Regions from separate parts of the Homo sapiens genome. Here region 2 is linked to region 1. A link is a loop called in an ENCODE intact Hi-C map of the cell type or tissue named here. Cell type or tissue: B cell. All regions are shown on one strand. Links, peaks and the distances in the headings refer to the core of each region. The heading gives the core; the rest is flanking DNA.

What was found. A loop is a pair of places that touch in the nucleus more often than their neighbours do. Peaks named below come from ENCODE experiments on the same cell type or tissue, not always from the same donor. Only the 100,000 strongest peaks of a DNase experiment are listed, where the experiment ranks them.
Region 2: a loop joins it to region 1, with 19 times the contacts of the local background. A loop is called at or near these places in 15 of 110 quality-filtered maps.

What each region holds. Positions count from the first base shown.
Region 1 is chr17:57,995,305-58,003,522 of GRCh38, reverse strand. It overlaps SRSF1 (serine and arginine rich splicing factor 1), which reads left to right. Exons shown (of 4, transcript NM_006924.5): 4 at 1-2,604. Among named protein-coding and RNA genes, the nearest start is that of SRSF1, 7.8 kb to the left of the region's middle. RefSeq lists an enhancer at 7,799-7,848. In B cell, for the core only: CTCF peaks have their summits at 3,604 and 3,806 (motif pointing right); a DNase peak (open chromatin) is centred at 3,842; H3K27ac peaks cover 958 bases.
Region 2 is chr17:57,913,890-57,922,107 of GRCh38, reverse strand. The region is part of intron 1 of CUEDC1 (CUE domain containing 1); the gene reads left to right. CUEDC1-AS1 (CUEDC1 antisense RNA 1) reads right to left here. Exons shown (of 2, transcript XR_001752948.2): 2 at 5,792-7,092. Among named protein-coding and RNA genes, the nearest start is that of CUEDC1-AS1, 5.8 kb to the right of the region's middle. RefSeq lists an enhancer at 7,790-8,218. In B cell, for the core only: a CTCF peak has its summit at 4,805 (motif pointing left); a DNase peak (open chromatin) is centred at 4,797; H3K27me3 peaks cover 288 bases.

The DNA of each region.
Region 1 (8,218 bases), core at 1,887-6,886:
TTGAAAAAATAAACATTTTTTAAAAAACTATGCATGGTTGTCCTTTTTCCTCTTCATGTAAGATTCTAACTGGGTCTATCAGTTAATCTTTAAATTGTTAAGTAAGATAAGATTTTGACTCTTGTGTTAATGTGTTAGCAAATTAAAAGTTCTTAAAAGGCAATCTAATGGTATTAGCCATCTTTTATTGTTAATTGTAAAAGTCTTCAGGGGAAAGCAAAAGGGGAGAATAAGGCATTTGTGTATGTAACTTGGTAAATGACGGTGGGGGATGGATCTAGCATCTGAAAGATAAGCTTCTCTACTTTGTTATAAAGTGGTTAAAAAACTATAGATGCTGCTTATTTTCTGGTGGTCATAGACAACATAGGCTTTTGTGCAAAATTGGTTGATGGCTACTAATGTTCACTTGGAGATAGCTTTTGATATTCTCAATGAAACTCATCTCAAAAAAAGGTAAGTATTAAATGTTAACATCAGCACAGATGTATTAGAACTGTTTTTTGTTTTTGAGACAGAGTCTCGCTCTGTTCTCCAGACTGGAGGGCAGTGGTGTGATCTAGGCTCACTGCAACCTCCACCCCTGGATTTGAGTGATTCTCGTGCCTCAGTCTCCCAAGTAGCTGAGACTACAAGTGTGTGCCACCCTTGCCCGGCTAATTTTGTATTTTTAGTAGAGATGTGGTTTCTCTGTGTTACCCAGGCTGGTCCCAAAACTCCTGGCCTCAAGTGATCTGCCTGCCTTGGCCTCCCAAAGTGTTAGGATTACAGGTGTGAGCCACCATGCTCAGCCTGTAGAACTTTTAACCCAAGTCTCATTTCTTTTTTGAAAGGGAAGAGTGCACAAGATTAACTGCTTCTTTGGATGAATCATTGTTAATAAAAAGCTGGGCATTTAGAATTTTGCCTTATAAGCCCTTCTCCAACCATAAGATTATTTTGTACCAAAAACTTTGGTGTTCTCTACCAAAGCAGTTAAAAACTTTTAGCCTGCTACTTCTTGTATTTGTCTACTGACAGCCCCTTGGTACTATTTAGGTTGGGGGAGGGGACCTAAAATAAATAGACTTTAACATTTCCCTTGGGTGCTAATCATAGTTGGAAGTTGAATTTAAGGTGATTATTTGGGTGACAATTAAAAACCTAAGGAAAACCAGAAATCTTGGTAGTGGAAGAAATGTGTAAGGTCACCCCAATCGGTAGATTTTAATGAACGTTGTGGAATGTTGGGAAGAGGGGATGTTAAGTTGAATGCAGAATTTCACTAAGTACTTAGTGTAAGTTTAAGGATGTAGCTCTTTTTATCTAAGAATTCAATGTAATGGCCAAAAGGCAGATTTACTGTTTAAAAATTTGAATAATTTTACATGACATTCTTGAAATTCTAAGAAGTTTTATGTGTAGAACATTTTAAAAATTCATCAGATTATTAAAGGGAAAATAAATGATTAATGATAATTTTGGAAGGTTAATGTGAGCTAGACTTAAGTAAACTTTGGTTCATTTGTGTTCATTGAATGTTTTGGAAATGACCAAAAAATGTAAATGGCCTTCACTCAAGTTTGAGTGTTTAAAGTTGAAAGATGTGCTCTACTAAAAGTTATAGTAATTCTAACCTCACATTGAAATGAGACAGTATTCCTTGTTATACAGGCTGAATTTGAAGATTAGAGAGGATCTAATGTTTACTTAGGTAAAGGGGCATAGGTTTTGTAGTTAAGATGACCAGACAGCTAAAAGCTGTGATGGGAAGTATGGACTGCTCCTATTTATAGTCTCAGAAAATGGACCTTTAGGTCTCTATCCGTATTGGCAATTATTAGAAGAAAGTTACACCCTTTTGAAACTACAAAAGCTGTCTTGGAATTTCCCCCTCTTCTCCCTATTTATGTCCCCTTAGAATATTTTAGGGAGCCTATAATTATTTTCTAACCAAGGAAAAACTTAAGTCTCTTTAAGAAGCAATTACTTTTCATAACATCAGATTGAATAACCCACCTTGCTGTTCAGCCCACATCCTACTGGAAACAAAAGGTAAGAAACCCATTTTCTGGTTCTTGATTGTTTGGGTCTGAATTTTGTTTTTAAAACTAAGCTAAGTTTAATGTTTTTTAAAATGCTGTTTGGAATATGAATAGATTCCCCGTAAAATGATTTTTCCTAAGTTTTATGCTTTAGTAAATATTCAGTGCTCACGTCTGTGCATCATAGTGCTTGCGTTTAATATGATTTATTGTAGAATCTCAACTTTTCTTGGTGTTTGTTGTCTTTGAAACATTGTCTTGGTCATTAGGGCTGGTGTTTTCACATTTCTGTGGTCAAGGTGGATTTCTTATGTGTGCCTTTTTGCTTACTTTGTATATGAATTTTGTAATTTAAATTGCAAGTAAGTTATATATATGTATTTACCATAAATAGTATTAAAAGATGAGAAACTGTTAGACTGAAGTTCTGTTGTAACATAACCATTATTTCCATCACAGTATGAAGACTGCAAACGCAGAAAACAGATTACAGTCTCTTATCCATTTTTTGAAATCCAAAAACTACGAAAACAAAAGATTTTCTGTTGTTGAGCTAATTAAATGTGAACCCTGACCAGAATTGCTGCCTTCATTTTGCACTTAGTGTGACTAAACTGTTTCCTGTTGAACTTCATTATTCATTGCACAGTTGCCACAGACTTTGCTGAGGGTTTTATGTAATACAGGGTATATATGTACCTCATAAAGTGCATACAGCTCTGAATCCCAGATATGTCTGTCTCCAAAGAGTTCATATAAGGGATTGTAGGAACTGTACTAGCATACACAGGCCTAATGCTTTTGTCTGTAACTGGGGTGTCTTGACTGAAAAACCTGTTATTGTGAATCCTTTGTTGATTGAATTTTAAGTTCCCCCATCTTTTTAGGCTGAAGCAGCCACAAGAAAAAAAGGTATGGCCCACATTTCTTTACATTCTGTTGTAATAGTGGACTCAACAATTATATCCCATTGAAGCAAATACTCAGGCATCCTAGAGTGTACAATACAACATTCTTTTGAGTTATTGTTTCTGTATCAGTACTTAAAGGAACATTGACCAATTAGATCCTATAGGAAAAGCTGGGATTGGCATGAAGTAAAGAGATTATCAGGAAACATCTGTTCATTATGTCTATCGTGATTGTCTATTGAATGAATAGTAATGCTGCCAAAAGTAACTTGCTTTAAACAAACCCCAAGAGATTATAGTATACTTAAACCAGTACTTATTCCTGTTATTGAGACCTTCACGGTGCTTCTTGGTAGCTTTGAAAGCTAATGCCTAACAACCCTGAGGGTTCTTGTGAGCTTGTAGTGATTAAAGGAAGGATTTTTTAATTATTATAAAAATCACTCCGTGCTTCATTAATGCACAGAATAAAAATTGAATAAATGACTCTGTCATATAGAAGTTAATTTAGGCAAATATAACATTTGTAATTTACAACATTTTAATAGGTGCTAGGCTGGGATTTCAGGGGGTGAAAAGTCATTCATGACTTTTCATAAGAAGTTTACTGTTTAGGTAAGCAAAACAACACTTAGTTCAGCTTGATACTCAAGCATCGGGTTAAAAAGCATCAGACTTCTGTTACCAGACAACTTATAAGTGCCAACTATTGGTAGAACTGTGGACATGAAGATAGTGGAAACAGCTTCTCTAGGATGCTATACTCATCTCCACCAAATGCACTTTGAACAAAAACAACTTGTAGAAATAGGTCTTAATTTTTTTTGTTTGTTTGTTTGGTTTTTTTACAACATGCTGTACTGCTCTCCATTGGTAAGTGCTAGGGAAAATCACTTAGCCACTAGAGGGAGCTATAACACAAAATTAAGCAGGAAATAATCCCCATTATAGATACATAGAACAAAGTAGAGACCAGCTAACTACCTTGATCCTCTGTATCAGCTCTAAAGTTAGATGGTTTGGGTAAGTTTTCTTGCAACTTTACCTTTGTCTTCCCATCTTTTGTGTAAAATTCTTCCCCTTTTCAGCTTTTGCATCCATTTAGGTTTTCAGAGTTTACCTTACAGGCACTCATTTTGTAACAAATCTAGGTTCTGGGACTAAGAAAATACTGAAGACATAAGTCTGCTTGTTTTTCTGCCTACCTTGTACATCAGGTATGGAATAATAAGGCCATGAATGTGAGAATTGGGAACAGGAGTTAGGTGTGCTGGGGAAAACTAGACATAACAATTTGGTTATGAACTAGAAGAAATGAATATGCTTTTAGAGACCTGCAGTTTGCTTTTATGGAGTGACAGTTTCAGGTGTGATGATCTTCTCAGTATTACTAAGAGGTTCTTAAAGTTTGTCTTAAAATCCTACTTATGTGTCAGCTTAGCTGTTTTCTATTTTCTAGGCCTCACTTAAGTAGCAGGTTGTCTTGTGATCAAAAAGTCAGTAGACACAGTAGTTAATGCCATATTAACAGCTGAAAATTACTGAAAATTTAACACTTTTAGTATCTGTCATTCCCATCACCGCTTTCTCCCCAGGTTTCTTTTATAAAAAATGGAAAGGACACAAACTTGTCTCCTGTTTACAGTATAAATTGTCATTGAGAATACTAAACCTTTTAGGCCCATATGATGGGATTTAGTCATCCAGAAGACAGGTGTGGGACAACTGGCCTTAAAATGTTAATTTTAGAAAATCAGTCTGTTTCAAAGAATAAAGCACTAAAAGTGGACAAAGTGGACTTCTTGTGGGGGGAAAAGTAATCAAGTTTACACAGTAGAGATTTCCCTGCCTGCTAAGGTAACACTAAGTAGCAAGGAAAGCTACAGAAGGTAGTTACTGTTAACTAGTAGTCTTGCTGCAAATTGGATTGACAGCTGAAAGGGCACTAACTAGATTGAAGCCTGTCTTTAATCCTGTAAATGTTAGCTCTGGTGTCCCTTTGATAATTTTTAAATAACTTTTGAAGATGCACTCTGAAGCCACAAATTAGGCAAATGAAAATTCAGAATTCTCCTTGTAGAAAGAAAAGTGCTAAACCTGGAGATTGTAAAGTGCTAAGAAAAACCATGGTAGAATTGTTCCCTCAGGTGCTGTGTATTAGAGGAGGAGTCTTTATATGTCATTTTGGGATAAGCTTTCAACAATTATTAAGGCTTAATACATAAGATTATAGGATCAGTCAAGCAAAAGGGAAGGTATAACCTTTAGATAGGACTGGGAAGTGCTGGGTGAATGTCTTCTACCCTTAACGGTGGTAGAAATTTGAACTATAAAATAACACCAAGAGTGACATTCACATTTTTTTTGTCTTTGTTTTTGACACAGGGTCTCACTCTGTCACCCAGGCTGGAGTGTAGTGGCACAATCTCGGCTCACTGCAACCTCCGCCTCCCGGGTTCAAGCGATTCTCCTGCCTCCCAAGTAGCTGGTATTACAGGTGCCCATCACCACACCTGGCTAATTTTTGTATTTTTCATAGAGACAGGGTTTCACTATGTTGGCTCAGCTGGTCTCTGAACTTCTGATCTCAAGTGATCCGCCCGCCTCGGCCTCCCAAAGTGCTGGGAATACAGGTGTGAGCCAGCGCACCTGGCTGACATCCACAACTTAAGGCTAGAAATGTAAAATGTTGGTTCGCAGTGTAACAAGCACATTCCAAAGAAAACTCAAATGGCTCCTTTGTACTCTAAAAATAGTAAATTTGCAGCAAGGTGATAGTCAAGTTCTGTGTCTTCAGGGTGCCACCGCATCTATGATTTAGATTAACCTAGAGATGTGTTTACTTGCCAAATAGAGTTCTTCAAGATGCTGTTTGGATTTGTCTTCCCATCTCCAGTTGCCATATCAGCATTTTTGTCTGTACCCAAATTCATATTACTGAAGTGTTAAAGCTGGTTTCAGTGACTCCAGATCCTTAAAACATGTCACTCCCTTAATATGAGTTAACAATGGGTTATATTCTACCTTTCCAATTTATCCTGTTCTCAATCACATCTTCCCCTACCCTGGTTGATTTGGTAAATACATGTATTTTTTAACTCTACAGACCCAGGAACTGAATATATTTATATTTCCCAATGAGCTAAATGCAGTGCTGACAGTTTTAATATTGATGGGCGAGATGGGAAGAATTTAGTATTCCCTAAAAGCAAAGCACTGTAGAAGTCTGTTTCACAAGCTATTCGTTAACTGGGTGGATTATTGGAGAAGGTATTTTAATACTAATAACTCCTCAGATGTGAAGCCAGAAAATTTGAATTAATCTAAATGCTAGCCTAAGTCCAAGTATAATTGGATAAGTAAATGTTGCTCCCAGAATTGGTCTTGCAAAGTAAGACCAATTGTAAGACCAAAGTAAGTGGTTTTGATGTAAGCTGTGCACACTTTCAGTACAGATCACCAAGAATTGATGACATTGTCTCCAAAAAGACTAAATAGTTGCCTCCTAGGTATCCTTTTTCAGTCATTCTCTTTTAAGCTTCTTACAGAGGAAGCTTTAAGTTGCCTCAGAATTTAGTGGTATTGCCTCAATGAGAATTCCTGCATATTTCTCTTTGGGATGGAATCATTTTGGTTGTTTTTTTGTTGTTGGTAACTATTCATAAAGAGATTAATACATAACGATGTATTGTGAAGAGACTAGATAGCATGTATATTATTCCTTGGGTTGGGAGTCTTAAGCATTAACTTTAGGACCCTGACCCTGGTCTTTAGGTTTATAGGATCAGCTAGCTTAAACAATTCTCTCAAAACCAAGAGACCCAGCATCCATACATTTTAACACCCCACATCATAAATCCCATAAGCAGCCCCATTCCTTTTGCCATTAAAAATCTCACCCCTTCATGATCACACCTAATGACTGAAGCATTCTTGAACTAATTGCGTTGTTTCTTATTTGCTTTTCTTCATGTTTTAAAAAGTGCTATATGTGCAGGTGGACATGTTGCCCTTAAGCTGTTCTCTAGTTTAATGTGTATGCTTTGTTTTCTTCAGCTACATAGTAAACTGAGAGCAAAGGCTGTTTTTTTTTTTTTTTTTTTTAAGACAGTGTCTTGCACTGTCACCTGGGCTGGAGTGCAGTGGCGCAGTCTCGGCTCACTGCAACCTCCACCTCCTGGGTTCAAGCGATTCTCCTGCCTCAGCCTCCCAAGTAGCAGGGATTACAGGCACCTGCCACCACACCTAGCTAATTTTTTGTATTTTTAGTAGAGACAGGGTTTCACTATGTTGGCCAGGCTGGTCTCAAACTCCTGACCTCGTGATCTGCCCGCTTCGGCCTCCCAAAGTGCTGGGATTACAGGCATAAGCCACCGCGCCCGGCTCCCCAAAGTCTTATGTTTTAAACTTTTTGACATTTCTTCTAAGATGTCCAGAATGCTAGTACCTGCACCTTAATAAATGTTTGTGAATAAATACATTATTGAAATCTTAGGCAGGTGTGCCACATAGCTTAAATCTGAGACACTGTGTTCTTTAGTCAGATCATGCATATTCTTAGAATAGTAACCTCAAAGGTTTATACCCTTGCTACCTTTTTTATATTTTTTGTAGAGACAGGGTCTTGCTCTGTTTCTCAGACTTTTTGAACTCCTGGGCTTAAGCAGGCCTCCCACCTTGGCTTCCTAAAGTGCTGGGATTACAGATATGAGCCACTGCGCCCAGTCCTGATACTGTGGCTCATTTTAATTCTCACGTAGTATTTAGTTTCATTTTGCAGTTTGAAGAAATAGGCCCAGAGATGTTAAAGGGGCAGGCCCAGAACTTGAATCCAGATCTTGTGGTGAGAAATTCTTGTTTTACTATCACGTTGCTTTTTAAAGCCAGCCTGCTTTTTCCAGTTGGGAGGCCTCGGGGAGAAAAGTCTGACCCAAGTGAGAAACACCTGTAATATCTACCAGATGCCAGCAGGGTGTCCCATGGTGCTGTCTTTGATCCATGTTCTTACCCTGTGTGCTGAGGGTTGTTCTAGAGTAGGACTACATCTAGTCACAGTGGCCATGTTCCAGAGCCTGGCAGCAAGAAAGAGGGATGCCTAGCTCCTTGGCTTTCCAGTGTGCAGTGCACAGCCAGCTCTCTCAGAGAAGCCCTGGCCCTCTTTTGACCCCTACTATTGAGGCTGGCCCCACAGGAGGACAGCTGGTCACACAGTGGCTGGGGCCTGGCTAGCCACTCAATAACTACACAGCAGCCCCACAAAAAAATCATAGAAAAGAACCTGTG
Region 2 (8,218 bases), core at 2,231-7,230, 82 kb after region 1:
AGAGTCTGTCTCTATTGCCCAGGCTGGAGTGCAGTGGCGTGATCTTGGCTCACTGCAACCTCCACCTCCTGGGTTCAAGTGATTCTCCTGTCTCAGCCTCCTGAATAGCTGGAACTACAGGCACGTGCCACCATGCCTGGCTAATTTTTGTATCTTTAGTAGAGACAGGGTTTCACCATGTTGGCCAGGCTGGTTTTGAACTCCTAACCTCAAGTGATACGCCCATCTTGGCCTCCTAAAGTGCTGGGATTATAGGTGTGAGCCACTGCGCCTGACCAAATCTGACTTCTAAGATACAAAGTGGAAAACAGAGGCAGTGGTGAGAATTGAGCCGAACCACAGACCCCAGGTCTTTTGCTCTAAGAGCAGCTGAGAGGTAGCACTGGAGACAGGTGCTGGTAGAAAGCCATGAAAGCAAAGGAGAGGGCAGCCACTGCGCCCAGACAGGAAGCACACAGAACCCTGGGACAGAAGCTCCCCAGCCCTCGTGAGCCTGCAGAGAAACCGGGAGAGAAGCACAAAGCAAATGGGCCAGACATTGAGAAATAGCCCTTTCTTTTCATGTTTTGAACCACGTCCAAGCCTAACTTCTAAGTTCGAATAAGGATTTGAAAATCAGCCTGAGGCTCCCACGGAATCTAAATCCAGGTTACTCCGTATATCTTCCTTATAAAGTCATGGGATATCTGTGTTTGGGGAATGGAATGAGTGAGGGTGAATGTTTCACTGCTTTTTTTTTTCATCTCTTTTCTTTTCAAGAAAACACTCGGCCGTTGCATTGCCAAGCACCTTGCAGTTCACAAGGAACTTTTATGCCTTTCACTGCATTGTTGGTCCCTGAGAGGGGAAGGGGGTTCCCCCCATTTTATAGCAGAGGAAACACAGGCCCGTGGAGGAGAGCCTCAAGATCGCACAGCAAATCAGGGGCAGAGTCTGGACTGTTGTCTTCCAGCTCCAAGCACAGCACTCCTTTTGTTCCACCAATATCTCCCTATTAACTCGCTACCTTGGCTTTCCACAGTCAGAGGCTGGATAGCTGACAATAACCTTGGATAGACGGAGCTCATAAAGTACAACTAATTCCCAGTGATCTGTACATGTGTTTTAAAACATACTTTCCTTTTAAATTGTATAACCTATATACAACTATACTCTGTTTATTAAACATTTCAGCTGGGCATGGTGGCTCACACCTGTAATCCCAACACTTTGGGAGGATGAAGCGGGCAGATCACCTGAGGTCAGGAGTTCAAGACTGGCCTGGCCAACATGGCGAAACCCTGTTCTCTAATAAAAATACAAAAATTTACTCGGCATGGTGGTGGTGGGAGCCTATAGTCCCAGCTACTAAGGGAGGCTAAGGCAGGAGAATCACTCAAACCCAGGAGGTGGAGTTTGCAGTGAGCCGAGATTGCACCACTACACTCCAGCCTGGGCAACAGAGCAAGACTCCATCTCAAAAAAAAAAAAAAAAAGAAAAGAAAAAGAAAATTCAGATAATAAAAAGCCTTCTTTGGCTCCTCCTAACAACCCCCCAATCCCATCCCATTTCTCAGAGGTGACCACTGATGACAGTTTGATGTGGATCCTCCTAGCCCTTTTCTAAAAATGCATTTTGCATGTGTTGCTGATGGATTATTATAATCCCTAACCATCTTGCTTGCTTTAATTGACAGCTGTGTGTGTGTGTGTGCATGGAGAAAGCAAACATAGTAATATTACCTTCAGCAAGATAAAACCAGGATGGTAAAATTAGCCAGACTAGAGGTTTAAAGCAGTGATTCTCAAACTTGGATGTGCATATGAATCCCTCATAGATTTTGCTAAAATGCAGATACTGATTCAGTTTGTTTGGAGTAGCTCCTGGGATCCTGCGTTGCTAATAAGGTACCAGTCTCTGTTGATGCTGCTGGTCTCAGGCTGCACTTTGAGTAGGGAGGGTTTTTAGAGCACAGTCACTGGAATCAAAAAGACCTACTGGGCCCTTAATTGCTAGCTGAGTGAGTTGAGCAAGTCTTTAAGCTTTCCATGCCTGTGGATCAGGAATAAGAATGGCATCTTTCCTGCAGCGTTGTTGTGAAAACAAAATGAGCCGGGGCCTGTGAAGCACTTAGTCCAGTGCCTGGCACATAGTGAGCGCTCGATAAATGTTAGTTATTAATATTGTCTAGAGACAAATACCATCAATTTGTCCAAGCCAAACAGAAAACGCTTGCTGGTTGGCTATTACTGGGGGCTGTTTGTGCTGAGGCACTTTTACCTTGTTCATTTAATGTCCTCCTCGTCATCAGGATTTTGAATATATCTTGTATGGTATTATCTCCATGTACTTAGGGAGAAACTGAGGCTCAAGGAGGCTGGGTGGCTTAACCTTCTGAGCCACACAGCTAAGAAGTAGCAGAAATAAAGTTACACCCAGGTTTCAGGTCTAGTGCTTGTTGTATACATTGCAGCTGCCTTGTCTTGAAAACTTACTATGTGCATGGCTTAGTGGGTTTGTCGGTGTGGGAGCTTAAGCCTTTGATCATGGCTCCAGGGAAGGAAAGCAACAGGCTTCAAACTTCTTTCACTTGTACACCTCAAAAGAATTTTGAACAACTGTGTATCCCCTCATATATTAAAAAATTGACATATATCGCCGGGCACACGCCTGTAATCCCAGCACTTTGGGAGGCCAGGGAGGGAAGATCACTTGAAGTCAGGAGTTCAAGACCAGCTTGGCCAACTTGGTGAATCCCTGTCTCTACTAAAAATACAAAAATTAGCCAGGCATGGTGGTGCCTGCCTGTAATCCCAGCTACTTGGGAGGCTGAGGCAGGAGAATTGCTCGAACCCGGGAGGCGGAGGTTGCAGTGAGCCGAGATCGCGCCATTGTACTCCAGCCTGGATGACAAGAGCAGAACTCCGTCTCACAAAAGAAAAATTAATTAAGAAAACATAAAAATTGACATATATTCCCGGGTGCAGGGGCTCACACCTGTAATCTCAGCAGTTTGGGAGGCCAGGGCAGGAGGATCACTTGGAGTCAGGAGTTCGAGACCAGCCTGGCCCACATGGAGAAACCCTGTCTCTACTATAATACAAAAATTAGCTGGGCGTGGTGGCAGGCGCCTGTAATCCCAGCTACTGGGGAGGCTGAGGCAGAAGCATCGCTTCATCCCGGGAGGTGGAGGCTGCACTGAGCCAAGATCATGCCACTGCACTCCAGCCTGGGTGACAGAGTGAGACTCCATCTCAGAAAAATAAAAATAAAAATAAAAATTGACATATAAAATGTTTTATCATAACTTTAAGTGGAATGTATTTCCAGGCCTATTGTATGCCATCTACTTGCTTCAAATTTATTTTTGTCAAAGCCTTAGAACAGCAAACCCAGCCCAGGCAGTTGTGGAAAACATCCACCATAATTCCTAATTGGCCAGGCTGGATCTTGTGGTTAGACCAGCCAGCCAAATCATACTTTGTGTCGGAAAAACTCTGACTCCTCTTTTTAATTCAAATATTTATTAAACAGGTTAAACAGGTGTCCCTGTGTCAGCTTCCTAATTCTAATCCTAAAATAAACAGATGGGTAGGTAAGATAGATAAGGCCCCCTTCTCAACATCTTAAGGAAGTTCTTTGTCCTGCTGGAACTCCTCCCATGAGGGCTGCATTCTTCCGTTGTCTCTTTGGTGGCTTTTATAACCCAGGGCGGGATACCAGGGTGAGGTTGGGATGACTGGGGGTAGGCCTTTCTTTTGGGAAGTGTTTAGGAGGGCCTTGGTGAGGGGAGAACTGGCAGACCCAGAGGGTTCCCGGCTGATCAGTTTTAGGAAGAAGCACAGGAAGTGGAGCTTTCAGAAGTTGATTCCCTGGAAGCCATCCATGTCTGAATACTTCTGGGAAGTCCCCAGGTTCCCTGAGGGTTTTGCACATGTACTCTGGTGGGAAGACTGTTGAGTAGCAGCCTGGATATCCTACCTAGGATTTTGCTCTGTGGACATTACAGAGCTTGTGGATCTTTGAGACTGAGACTGCTTCTCCCACCAGCTCCCTGGTAACACCTTGAATGCACGCCCCATGTTTCTTCTCAGCTCCTCTCAGTGAGACAGCAGGGGCTCACACTCTAACGATGCCACCTTGTTGAGGGGGTAAACTGAGGTCCAGAACAGGAGAGTGACTACACAGAGCAGTCCATGTACCCCACCAAAAAAGCCAGCTGGCATTCCTAGTGGAGGCATCACAAGGCAAAAAAGCCTTGGGGTGGGTCAGGAGGAGTAGTCTTCAGAGTTCAGCCTCTGCCCCTGCCTCAGTGCACGTCACCTGCATTCTCTCAGCCTCAGTGTCTCTGCCTGTTAAATGAGGCTGATGTGGCAGGTGTTGAGCCTGCTGTTCACAGGCTCTGAAGTTGGGCAGACCTATTTTTGAATCCTAGCTTTGCCACTTACTCGCTGTGTGACCTTGGGTGAGTTATTTACCTCTCTGTGCCTGTCTCCACATCAGTCAATGGGGAGAAGAAAGGCCTCTCTCTCATGGGATGGTTGAGAGGATCAATGAGACAAGTGTTAGTGTCAGGCCCACATGGCATGCTCAGTAAGTATTATTGTTATCCTTGGTTTTTGTTCCCTGTAAGAATTATAGTCAGGAAGAGACTCCGTGGAGTGAAGGCCTGGTTGAGACTCTCCAAGGGCAGGATTGTGTTGGTGCATGGCCTTGCCCCTTCGTCCCAGGATGACCACATGTGCTAAGTGGCACTTAGTATGTGTCACCTGATGAACAATGAGTGCCAGTCAAGAGGCCCTTATGACAGCCTCTGAGCCGCTGCCATCTGCTGGGCCTCTTGTTGTCATCTTCCTCCAACATTCACCCGGGGAGGCATCAAGCCACTGGCCTTGTTGCCCTGGGGGAGATGAGGCTGCCCCCACATTTCCCCATAGCCCAGTGGTTTTGAGAGCACCTGTGTGCCCTGATGGGACCTGTGGCAACCTCAGGGACCTAGTGGGACACCTGTTGCCGCCCATTCTTCTCCACTGTTCAGGTTCCCATGTCCTCCCTATTGGATGGGCCTCAGGCGCTTAGCCTGCTCACCTTTCTCTTCTAAAGTCACCACGTCTCCATTTTCTTGTGGGCCTCTCCTAGGAGATGTTTTATGAACAGAGTCCAGTCCCCACCCCTCCATCCCCTCATCTCTTCTCACAAACTTTCCCCTGGAAGTTACTCCCTTGACCCCCTCCTCCTCCTGCTCAGAGAAGTGAATAATGAAATAAAACAGACAGTGCACTCCAGGTGGGATTTTGCTGCTTGAAGGAATCCCTTAGTCAAGCAAGGAATCCTTTTGTAAAGTAAGTGCTCACTGTGGATTTCCGTCTGGGAGTTTTTGCTTGGACTGGTTCTCGAGAGCGGGGCCCAGGCGAGTTTGTGAGCCTGGGGGTGGGCGAGGCTGCTGGCCTCCTCTCTGTGGCCTGAAAGGGCTCCCAGTGTGGCTTCTAGATCCACTGATTACCTTTCATCCTTCCGCTGTCTTCCTGTCAGGGCTCTGGTCTGCCAGCATCGATCACACTGGCCTGGGAGGTGGTGACGGGTTTGTGTTTCTCCCTGTTTTGTTCCTTTGCTTCCCCGTCGCATCTCCATGGAAACAGGTGCAGCCTTTGTGTTGCCTTTGCTTTGGGCAAATCGATGCCAAGTGGGGACTTCTCTGGACTCTCCACCCCCTCCCCTCTCTGGGATCAAAGTGGGAGGAGGGGGCAGTGCAGGGCCTGACAGGAAGCCTTTTGGGGGCCTGGAGGGCCTGGGGTGGGAGACCCCGCTGCATGGCTCCTGTCCTGGCCTGCCCTCATGCCTCAGGCATCACAAGGCCATCGGGATGGAGCAAGTGTGCTGTGATTTAGAAACACTCTCAGCCCCCCTCGGCCTTCTGCATTCTCAGAGGCAGCTGCTGGCCACCTGGGGCGGGTTGCTGGGTAGGAGTCGGAGAGCTGGCACCAGCTTCGATTCTTTGGTGGGACCTTGAGGGTGAGGCCTTTAACCTTTCCGGCCCTTGGTTTCTCCTGAGAGGTTGGAGAGGTTTTGAACTCGTGAGAAGATGAGGCTTCGGTAATATGACTCCTCTTTTACCTTAAGGAAAACCTACATCTGGGTAAACTCTGCAAAGTTTTTGTCATATGATTGTTCTATGGTGAATACTAAATTCTGTGTTTGATTCAAACGGGTGAGTTGCCTGGCAGGAAATGAAACCTTCAGCTTGGGAGCATGTCTTTAGACTGAGCTCTTGCTTATCATAACAGCCCCCTGAGGCCCCCTCCTCCCCGCCCAGCTTGTTCCGCCTTCCCAGGCTCTTAACAACCTATTAGGGAGCCTTCTGTTCCAGGCCGGAGCTCAAGTGTTGGCCCAAACAGCCGGGGGTAGCAGCAACCCTGCCTTAAGTCCCCGAGGTCCTACCAGCATTTTAGCTGTGGCACGTGGGCAAGGATACCCAGGCCGGACAGGGCTCCCTAAGGCCAGGCGCCAACTTTCTGCCTGAGCTGTTGCTCAGTCCCTGCTGGTTTGATAAACTGCATCATCCAAAACTCATGTGCTAACTTTAACGTAGCCACATTAACCTCATTGATGACATTGGCAAACTCCAAGCCCTGCCCATTCATTAAAAAAAGACTTCATTTTAATATCTGAACGCTATGCCTATCTGCTTGTTAAATTTAGCAAAGGATGTGTTTGACTTTAGATTTTGCATTGTCCACAAGCCTCACTTGAGATGGGAGCTAGAGCCCAGTTGCCTGAGGGGACCTCTGAGCGTGCCTGTGGTGGTAAATGTCAAATTGTCCAGTCTCCTGCCTGCAGAGTGGGCATTTGATGTGGTTGCATCTTTCAGGGATCTGTCCTAGGAAATGAACTTTCTAATACCTCTTTATAGTCAGGAAGTTTTTTTTGGAATCCAACCTAAATCCCATTTTATTTTATTCTGTCTTTAAGAAAGATAGCAAATGAAGAGTAAGAATCCTGAATGCTTTACTCGAAGACCCTTAAATCTCTACTTGGCCTTGGCCAAACACACCCAGGTTTTGAGGGTTGCCTCCTGGCCTTCTCTCCTTCCAGCAGAACAATGCCTGAGTTTCCTGTTGGTAAAACAAGGAGAATAGTAGCTGCCTCATTGGGTTGGTGTGAAAATTAAATCAAGACTGTGGGGACGCACCTTGCCAAGTGCCTGGCATATGGTTCATTTTCAATTACACTAGCTGACTCTGAATAAATTTTATTTCCTGCCTACTTTAATGCCACTCAGAGTTCCTGCTTTTCTTCACAGTCTCTCTTGAGTAATGCACCCAGGATTAGTGGGCCTCCTCCTCCCTGGCCTGATCCTGGACCCAGAGAGGCCAGGTGGGGCAGGTGCAGGCCACATCCCTCTGTTTCTCTCAAACCATCAGGCTAGGAGACTTGGAACCCTTCTCTCTCCCCTGGGAGTCTGGACATGGGAAAGAAAAGCCCTTTCATGCCAAGGCCCCAGATAGCATTATCCCTGTCCCTTTTCTAAATCGAGCTCCAGGAGCTCCCAGTTGGGACTGCTGACTCCCAGACCCTCCCAAATGGATGCAACAGGATCCCTGGTACCTCATTGAGAGAGACCTCCTGCCGAGATATATTGCTCCTCCCTGTGCACAGCAACCTGAACCTGTGCTTTATCCAAAGGGTGAAGTTATGGAGTCACTGTGACCTCTAAGGCACAGGGAGCAAGGACTTCAGAGGTAGCTCCTCCCGACCCCCCAAGGTTTAACTCTTTTTCTCTTTGAAGCAGAGATACCCTGTGGACTTATTTACCCCCTGTGTCTCAGGCTTCTCTCTCTGGCACACAGGACATGCTAATACAAGTATTTGCTATAGTTTTCCTACAGTTTTGAAAAATGTGCCTAGGATAACTGTTTGATTTAAAATCTCCTCCTCTCCCTTTCTTCTGATCAACATAAATAGACATATTCCTTGCCTGCTCTATGCTGGGCACTGAGCAGGTTGTTAGGGACCGAGAACTGAATGAGATCCAAAAAATCCCGCCTTCCAGGTGGGCACCATCTGTTGGGGCCACCAACGGGCACAGTGGCAATCGTGAGAACATGTGACTAGTGCTGCCACATTGATGGTGGAGGAGAGAGAGGGTTCAATAGGCCAAAGCCACGTGGGAGTGAGCCAAGAAGTGCATGTGAGAAGACTTTCTGGAGGAGGAGATCTACAACCTGAATCCTTGAAATA